2 separate regions of the Mus musculus genome follow, and region 1 is linked to region 2. A link is a loop called in an ENCODE intact Hi-C map of the cell type or tissue named here. Cell type or tissue: left cerebral cortex. All regions are shown on one strand.

Region 1 (5,000 bases), 250 kb before region 2:
AAACAAAAAGCCACAGGTAGAACCTGCTGCCTTGGCACATACCTGTAATCCCAGTTTCTTAAGAGAGTGAAGCAAGAGTGTTGTGAAGAGCCTGAGACATGGCTCAGAAATTAAGAGCACTGTTTGTTCCTCCAGAGGACCAGGGTTTGGTTCTGATCACTGGCATAGACCCTCTTTTGACCTCCATGGCATCGACACAGTTGCTCATACACACATGGAAGCAAAACATTCATATACATATTTTTTAATTAAAGAGGATTGAGTTCAAAGAAAACCTAGCAACACATTAAGAACCCATCTCCAAGAAAAATTTCTGTACTTGAACAGCAACAAGAATCAAAGTTAAGTTATAGCCGGGCAGTGGTGGCACACACCTTTAAACCCAGCACTTGGGAAGCAGAGACAGGTGGATTTCTGAGTTGGAGGCCAGCCTGGTCTACAGAGTGAGTTCCAGGACAGCCAGGCCTACACAGAGAAACCCTGTCTCTTAAAAACCAAAAAAAAAAAAAGTTATAATTCTAGACTATTAGACTAGTTTTTATCTCTACAGCTTTATCTCTAGTTGTCATCCTGATCCATCAGGCATTAAATTTTAGACACAATAGATGAAATTAGATCTAACCATTGATCCAGGAAATGGAATAAAGACAGACAATTGAACTCATCAAGTGTTGAATATAGAGAACGTGGGGACCCATATGCTCATTCTCTCCATGTGAAGACCACAAGAAATTGACTTCAGTCACAAGTACTTGCTGACATGGTCAAAAGATGATGATGGTCTTTAGAACTACATCTGAAGTGCACTGAATTAGCATTTTAAATCAGATTACCTTGTGCTACCATAATTATACTGTAGCACATTCTGTATAGACCCTACATTATTCATTTTCCACTGTAATCATTTAAAGTATACTATATGAACATGTTCACATGCACAGGAGACTAATCCAAGCCACAGGGTCAGCATGGAGTATTGAAGCAGGCAGCCTGTGGTGAGAGGAAGAGACTGTGCCCACACTCTGGAGAAATCGAGTCACAAGTCACATTGCCTCTCAGTTTTTCCTGGCTCAGAGTGTTCACTCCTACTTCTAACCCCCAGCCACTTTGGGATTTTCCAATGCATCTAACTACGGGAAACTTAACAATGATACCAAACTGTATGTGAAAAGGACTCACAAAACCTCAAAGCTATAATAGCAGACATCTTTGGCTTCTGCTGAAAAGTAAATTGATACCAAGTTGTTCTTAGCTCTTTGCCAAGTGCATTGCTGTGTGCTCATACATGAGGCACCCAGAAAGGAAACAAGGACTCAAGCTGTGTTTGTATATCTGCCTGGAAATAGAGACCTCTCCCAGTTCTGTCTTTTAAGGCAAAGAGCCCCAATCAAATAGCATTCTATCCTAACAGCTTCCCTCCCAGAGCCTCATCTCATCTGTGTGCACCTATTTCATGATAACTGGATACTCTTGCTTCAGTTTCAAAAGCAGAGTGTGATGGACCAAAATATAATCCCAGTGACTGAGGAGGCAGAGGCTGAAGGATAATGAGTTTGAGGCCAGCTTGGGCAAGCAACAGAGAGACCCTGTTGCAAAATAAAAGTTATAAGAGGATGAGGATACAAGTCAGGAGAACACTTGCCTAACATAAGTAAGAGCTAGCATATGTGAGAGCCTGTGTCTGATGCACAATATACTTCAACAGAGAGAAGATGAGGCAAAAGTCACAATCCACCTGTACTTCTGCACCGGCTTTACCCCATGTCAAAATATATGAGAAAAGCAATCCAAAAGAAGAAATGTTTTAGTCCATAGTCCCTTGACCCTGTCACAGAGTCTGAAGCAAAAGGACACCACCAGTGTCTTTCTGCTAAACCCCAATCTCCCAATAGCCCATTTAACTATGAATTCATCAATGGTGTTGCAATCTTCATGAGCAAATCACCTCTCAAAAACACCACTAGCTGGCCATCAAGCTTTCAACATACGAGCTTTGGGGCCCACTTATATCCAAACCATAATGCATGCTTACTTCTCTCATTTCCTTATATTTCTTCCACTTAGAAAATGAGTGAAGCAATAGCAGCAGCCATCCTCCAGACGGGGCGATTGTTCCAGAGTCAGTACCACGAGCCACAATTCTCAAGCCTTCTTGCCCACCAATGCCGGACTTCCTCCAAGCTATGAGACAATCAAAGAGGAGTACGGGTGACTGAGCTGGGGGAATCCAACAACTCAGCTGTTGTGAGGACCACCGTGATCAACATGCCCAGAGAGGTGTCGGTGCCTGACCATGTGGTCTGGTCCCTGTTCAATACACTCTTCTTCAACACCTGCTGCCTGGGCTTCATTGCCTATGCCTACTCTGTGAAGTCGAGGGACAGGAAGATGGTGGGCGATGTGATTGGAGCCCAGGCCTATGCCTCCACTGCCAAGTGCTTGAATATCAGCTCCCTGATCTTCAGCATCCTTATGGTCATTATCTGCATCATTATTTTCTCTACCACCTCTGTGGTAGTCTTTCAGTCGTTTTCACAAAGAACACCCCATTCTGGATTCTAGCTGCCCTGTGCTCCAAGGTCCACATCTGCCCCACCCCCCACCCCATCCCCCACCCCAGGCTGAAGCCTAGACCCTTTACCCTATGCATATGCAAATGTTACCTTCACATATCTGTCCACAGTGGATTCAATAAAGTGCACGTGGTGGCAACTCTGAAAAAAAAAAAGAAAAGAAAATGAGCAAAGCATACATGGGCCTCCAACATGGGACAAGAAACCATTTCTATATTTCTATGTGCTAGGTCTAAACAGAGAGGATATTCCAGTGTTGGCTGTGTTCTCAAATCCTGTAGGGCTCACTGTTTCGTACCCATGCACGGTAAAATTTCATGTGAAGAAAAAGCATCCAATATCTGTCAAGACTCAAAAGATAGATGGCTCTGCAGATGAAAACACCTATTTCACAAACTTAAGGCCTGAGATTGATTTCTAGATCCCATATTTTAAAAACTGAATGTGGTGGCATACATCTGCCCTGGCACTCCTATTATAGAATGGGGGGCAGAAATAGGAGAATCTCTTGGAAGTTCATTGGCCAGCTAGCCTGGAATATGCAATACAACAAAAACAAGAGAAACCTTGCCTCAACAAGATGGAAGGAGAGACCTGACTCCCAAAAGTTGTCCTCTGACTTCCATACATATGTCTAGCATTCATACGTATGCATGCATACACAGACACACACACTCACACTCACACACAAATAATAATAAGAATTTGAAAGCTTTAAATTCAGAGATACACAGCATTACCTCTGGGGTAGATTTTCTTCCACAGCATAGGAAGTTTCTCATGTTCTTGTAGTAATACTTACAGGTCATTTAATTCTACTCAGAGTACACTTACTCCCATACCATCCTTCACACACATCCCAACCCCAGTCATTATGACTTTCGAAAACTGAGAGGCCTTGCCATGAGAGTCACCACATGGAGGCTTCTCTGTATATTATTGAACACCATGGCTGCTTTTTCCTTTTGGTATCAATATCTCCCCATCTCTGTCTCCTTGTTTAAAACTCTTCCACATCCCTGAAACACTAAGTTCTTCAGGACTTGGCCTGGATAGGAGGCAACAATATTGACCTCCTTCTGATGGGACCAAAAACAGAGGTTTCCGGTCCCAGAAGATATTTAAATTTTTTTGTTTGTTTAAAAAAAGAAAAAAGACATGTTCTCACTGTGTAGGCAAGGCTGGCTTGAATATAGTACTGTGGACCAGACTGGCCTTGAACTCACAGAGATCTGCCTCTGCTTCCTAAGAAGTAGAAGTAAAAGCATGCATAACCTTGCCTAGCTTATATTTGCTTTTAAAGACTTGCTATGCTATATTAGATAAAGAAATTCTGCCTGGAAAAAGGAGGCACCAATCTAAAGTTCTATAGCTAGGAAATGGCCAAGTTAGATTTCAGAGGTGCTTGATCTAACCTGATATTTCTTACTCAGTCATCAGATACCATTATTGGAATAACTTTAGAATACATTAAATGGGAGGGATTTGTGGGGGTGGGACTAAAAGGAGAGAAGGGAGGGGGTCTGTGATCAGGATGTAAAGTAAATAATAATAATAAAAAAGAATACATTATACATTCCCCAGGTCCACACTGGCCGACAGAATGATAAAATATACACAGCATCTGTATACTTTAAATATTCCTAGAAGCTCCTAGAACTTCTGTATGGCATTTCAACAACCTCATAATATTGAATGTTGCAGACAGGCTCTGTCTCTTCTCCAGTGGTCTATGTCTTCTATTGTTCATATTTGCCATGGCACAGATTATTCACTGAGTGGTGTAAACAACAGAAATTCATTTCTCAAACTTCTGGAGCATGAAAATCCTGTGGTGATGATGATGATGATGACAAAGTCACTTTTGTTTCTGGTGAAATATTCTTCCTAGCTTGTCGGTAACTGCCATCTCAGCAATGTCCGGGTGTGACTTTCCTTGATATATATAAATGAAGATTTTTTTTTCTGACATCTTTTCTTTAAAATGTCACTAGTCCTATTGTGTCAAGATGTCACCCCTTCTTCCTCAGTTAATCTTTATTACTTCCTTGAAGTTTCATCTTCAAATACAATCCTTCTGGAATACATCTTCAACATGAATGTTGAAAAACATTCAGTTTATAATACTATTGTTCCATTGAAGTGTTACTTTCACCACTAGTTTTAACCAATGGTGGCTGGCAAATATGGTCAGATGTCACCCTATGGCTATGTCAGATTATATAAAACTATTGTGATACTATATAATCATAATATATGTTACCATATTCTATTGCATCTTGCTAGCATATTCTAAAGGTTTTCTTTGATGGTTTATTAAAGAAAGTTGTCATGTTAGAAAAGAAATGAGTGACCTCAAGGAGCTCGCAGTACCTTCCAACCAAAGGATATCAAGAAGCTGGAGCTCTTTCATACAGCAACGGGGAA
Region 2 (5,000 bases):
ACAGCTGAAGTTAGCCTGTGGAACTGTGAATGGTGGCCCTACTGTCCCATCTGTCTGTCTTGTTCCCCTTCCCTCCCCTTCTTTTTTTTCCCTCCCCTTCTTCTTTTTTTTTTTTTATTTTTAATATAAGATTTATTTATTTAACGTATGTGAGTACACTGTAGCTGTCTTCAGACACACCAGAAGAGGGCATCAGATCCCATTACAGGTGGTTGTGAGCCACCATTTGGTTGCTGGGAATTGAACTCAGGACCTCTGGAAGAGCAATCAGTGCTCTTACTCACTGAGCCATCTCTCCAGCCCTCTTCCCTTCTTTTTAATACCTTCTCATATCCCAGCTGGCTTTGAACTTGTGCATGTAGCTGAGGACGAGCCTGAACTTTTCTGATCCTCTTTGCCTCCCCTTACATGAGTGCTGGGACTATAGGTGTGTGCCACCAGGCCTAGCTTATGCTGTGCTGATTGAGCAAGAGTTTTGCTGCATAGAATGCAAGCATTCTGCCAACTGAGCTACACTCTAGTCCTTTTAAAATTTTGAGGTAGAGTTTTGCAGTGTAACTCAGGCTAGCCTCAGAATCCTTCCAGTATCCTTAGCTTTGGGACTACAGATGTGCATATCCTAACCTCATCTAGCCTCTCGAGGATTTTGTTGTTTACATTGTTGGGGATTGGACCCAGGGCCTCACATACTGGGCAAGGTGTTTGTTCTACCACTGAGCTGAGACTCTGGTCCTTATAGAATTCTATCTTGAGACCAAGTTGTCCAAGCTATGCGCTTCTCAGGCTAATCTCAAGTTTGAGACCCTGCTGTGTAAGCCTCTGGAGTAGCTGGTTGTCAGGATGTATCACCACAACCTGACTTCTTGTTTCCCAGTGGCTGCTACTTCTGCTTCCTCCTCCTCCCCCTCCTCCTCTTTCTCCTCTTCCCCTCCTTCTCCTCCTCCTTTTTTAAAGATTTACTTATTTTATATATATATGTGTGTGTGTGTGTGTGTGTGTGTGTGTGTGTGTGTGTATGCAGTCTTCAGACACACCAGAAGAGGGCATTGGATCCCATTGCAGATGGTTATAAGCCACCATGTGGGTGCTGGGAATTGAACTCAGGACCTCTGGAAGAGCAGTCAGTGCTCTTTCCAGCTAGTGGTTGCCTTTTATGGGGAAGTTTAGCCTTTTAAGCGGGGGTCCTAGAAGAAGGAGAAACTGCCTGTCAGTCTTCCACAGCCCTGAAGGGAACTGCTATTGTGGGATCTGGCCCCTAGCTCCCTTAACAAAGGGAACCTACCACCTCTAGGGCACTGGTGACTGTCTGGCCTCCTTTCTCAGGGTGATAAGCACAGACTGAGCTGTATCTTATAAGAAGCCTTTGTCAGTGTCTGTCCTCTGGGGTAAGGCAAATGCCAGTGGAAGATGGTCCCATCAGGCGCACACTGTGTCTGCTCCATTTGTGAGTCCAGCAGGGTGCAGCAAACAGAGAATCAGAAGCTGTAGGATAACAATCTACTGGCAACGGGTACCTCGGAAGTGCCAAGCCATATTAATTGTTCCCATCTAGGTGTGGTATCCTAGTTACAGTTCTGGGAACTACAAACATGCCAGATACGGTCCTTACTGTTTTACAAGCAGTCGCTTATTTACTCTTGAAGATAACTCAGTAAATGAGTTACTTGTTTTACCTACTTCAAAATAAGCATCCAGGATTTTTCATAGGCACCTGTAATTTAACACTTTGAGAGGCTGCATCAGGGTGATGTGAACCTGAGGCCAGCCTAGGCTATACAGTAAGACCTTGTCTCAAAAGCACATGCCAGAACCAAGCCAGGTATGGTGCTTCTGCCTGTAGTCTGAGCACCAAGGCAGTGGGATCATGGATTTATGGCTGCCAAGCGAGAGACCCTGCTTCAAAATAAACAGACACACAGATGTAAATAACAATAAAGCTAGAGAAGTGAGAGTTACCTACTAACATTGCAGAGCCAGCTAAATCTGAACCCAGGCTCCTGTGGTTGTGAGTCTTGGCATGCTGTCCTGTATTATGGGCGTGTCATTTAACCCCATTTCTGCTTCTGCAACGTGAGCCATGCACTTGCTAGTGTCAGATAACCTTGAAGTCTTCTTGCCATCCCCAGTGCAAGAGCGCTGTCAACTCCATGCCTTAGGTTCCTGCTGGCAGGCTGTGGAGCCACTCTGCCCTCTGCTGGTCACTGCTGGTGCTGGCCCAGGCCTGAACTGCCTGTGATGTCTCAGGAAAAAGATTGTTTATCCAGTTTATCTCTGAGGAAACCACAAACAGGCGAGCCACTGAAGCTGGCTGTTGAATGCTGACTGGGGCCTGCCTGACAGAGAGGAAGGACAGACACCTCTTCCCGTTGGAAACTCTGGGATGTGGCAGCATGTGACCTCAGTGTGCTTTAACCTTGCACTTTGCTTTGCTTGTAGACTTTAGGCAGGCAGAAGGGAAGAGGTGGAGGGAGGGGGCGGGGCAGCTATCTTTGAGCTCACAGATTGGTCTTCCTCTGCCACTAGAGTGCTGAGATTAAAGGTACGCAACACCAGACGCAGCATACCTCGAACTTTCTAGGTAACTAAGGATGACTGAATGAAGAGATCGTGGGGGTGGCACATGCCTTTAATCCTGGCATTCAGGGGGCAGAAGCCAGCGTGATCTACATATCCAGTCCAGTCAGGTATATGTAGTGAGACCCATTTCCAAAAATAAAAATAATAAAAAAGCACTCTGAAAATTCCACAGTGGGTATAGTGCAGAGGCACAGTGCTTGCTTCTCATATCCAGTGTCACTGCTTGACTCCATGAGTCCTCTGCTGGTGAAGGCGCTGAGATTAGGCCCTACTGGGGATGCAGAGGTAACGTTCTAGCCCAGTTCCATAACTGACCCAGAAAGCCAGGGACAGCAGAACCCAACATCCCTGACTCTGCACTGCAGTCTGACCTCCATTCATTCTGGCTCCTGTGATACGTGCTCTTAATGATGTAGCAGAGAGGACAGCCTGGTTGATCAGTCTGTTCACAGGCTCCTCTAGCCTTCATCCTGCGTGGCCTCCCAAGTGGGCCATGTGGGTACAAGTGTGTGGGTACAAGTGGCTGTGTGTCTCCAATCCAGAATCTAACTCGCCTGCCTCTGAGTGCTAGCATGAGCCTCATGCACACAACCTCATATGATGGCTACACCAAAAATATTGCATAAGGTTACCTTTAGGCTGAATGTAGCAGGGTAGCATGAAGCATAAATGAACTATAAGCCTATAAGATTATGTTCATATTCCACGAAATTGAAAACTCTGCAATAGTTCTGAGCCTGGGCATTTAGGTTGCGGGCTACTTAGTTAGTGGTGGCAGTGGTCGTGGTGGTAGTGGAGGATAGAGGATATGGTTATGGTATTGGCACAGAAAAGTGAATTAGTGTTCCTGGACAACTGTTGGAGTCCAGCTGAAGGGACTTAAATCACAGCTTCCTGCTTTATGCAAAGGGCTGTCTTAGTTAGGGTTTTACTGCTGTGAACAGACACTATGACCAAGGCAAGTCTTATAAAAAAACAACATTTAATTGGGGCTGGCTTACAGGTTCAGAGGTTCAGCCCAGTATCATCAAGGTGGGAGCATGGCAGCATCCAGGCAGGCATGGCACAGGAGGAGCTGAGAGTTCTATGTCTTCATTCAAAGGCTGCTAGTGGAAGACTGACTTCCAGGCAACTAGGGTGAGGATCTTATGCCCACACCCACAGTGACACACCCATTCTAACCAGGTCACACCTATTCCAACAAGGCCACACCTTCAAATAGTGCCACTCCCTGGTCCAAGAATATACAAACCATCACAGGGGCTAATCCCCACCAAGGAGAGCTCTGCAGGTTAAAATCGGTTGTACATGCAAAGTTCCTCACAACCTCATCCACAATCTTCAGCTTCCTGTGCCAGGATTGTCGGCCTAAACCATCACGTCCGGCTTTGTCACTTTTGGCTTCTTGGCTTCTATGACATCCACACACGCTCTTGTTTCCCTCCAGCCTCTTTGGTCATTGCAGGTTTCTTTTTCTCCCAGGCCTGTGGTGAGGCCCTGTGGTGCACTCCTCTCCCTGAACACTCTGATTCCTGCTGTCCACGACACACAGACCCTGAAGTGAGGGCCTCCTGCCCCAGCGCCCCTCTGAGCTCTAACCCAGCATGTCCTGCCAACTACCTAACACATCCCTTTTGTCGTTCTTATATTTTCAAATGGAGTCTCACAGTATTGCCCAGATTGTTTTCAAGTAATCATTGTGCCTCAGCCTCCTAAGCAGCTGGAACTCACAGGCAAACACTGCCATGGCCCACTTTAGTATGTCATTCAGATATCTTCTAGATACATTAGACTCAATTGGGACTTGCAATGGTCTCCCTTAAACTGGCTCCTCACCCACTTTAACCAGACTTCCAGAATGACAGACATCACCATCCCACATCTGCCTGTGTCACAAGTGTCCTTGGTGCCTCATGCTTTATAGCCCAGCCTGTCAGTTTTGGTCTGTTTATTTATATTTCCCTCCTCCTCCTCCTCCTCTTCCACCTCCACCACCACCACCTCCTCCTCCTCCTTGTCGTCGTCTTCTTCTTCTTCCTCCTCCTCTTCCTCTTCCTCCTCTTCCCCTTCCTCTCCTTCCTCCTCTTCTTCCTCCTTTCTTTTTAAGATTTAGTTAGTTGGGATTTTGTTGTTGTTGGTGGCTTTTGTTTTGTTTTGTGAGACATGGTTTCTCTGTGTAACCTTTGTTGCCCTAAAACTCACCCTGCAGACCAGGCTGACACCAACCTCACAGAGATCGTCTGCCTCTGCTTCTCAAGTGCTGGGATTAAAGGTGTCCATACCATACCTGCGTAAGATTTATTTATTTTTATTATTTTTATTTACGTGTGTCTGTATTAGTGTATCTACCACATGTGTGGAGATGTCCTTAGACACCAAAAGAAGGGGTTGAATCTCTTGGAGTTAGAGTTAAAGATGCGCGT

Evidence for each region. A loop is a pair of places that touch in the nucleus more often than their neighbours do. Peaks named below come from ENCODE experiments on the same cell type or tissue, not always from the same donor. Only the 100,000 strongest peaks of a DNase experiment are listed, where the experiment ranks them.
Region 1: it touches region 2 in a loop (3.0-fold over the local background); 1 of 42 quality-filtered maps calls a loop at or near these places.

What each region holds. Positions count from the first base shown.
Region 1 is chr11:3,630,574-3,635,573 of GRCm38, reverse strand. It overlaps the pseudogene Gm11951. Among named protein-coding and RNA genes, the nearest start is that of Tug1, 16 kb to the left of the region's middle. In left cerebral cortex, a CTCF peak has its summit at 2,073; a DNase peak (open chromatin) is centred at 2,111.
Region 2 is chr11:3,384,447-3,389,446 of GRCm38, reverse strand. The region is part of intron 2 of Limk2 (LIM motif-containing protein kinase 2); the gene reads left to right. Among named protein-coding and RNA genes, the nearest start is that of Gm51879, 13 kb to the left of the region's middle. In left cerebral cortex, a CTCF peak has its summit at 2,191 (motif pointing left); a DNase peak (open chromatin) is centred at 2,186; H3K27ac peaks cover 342 bases.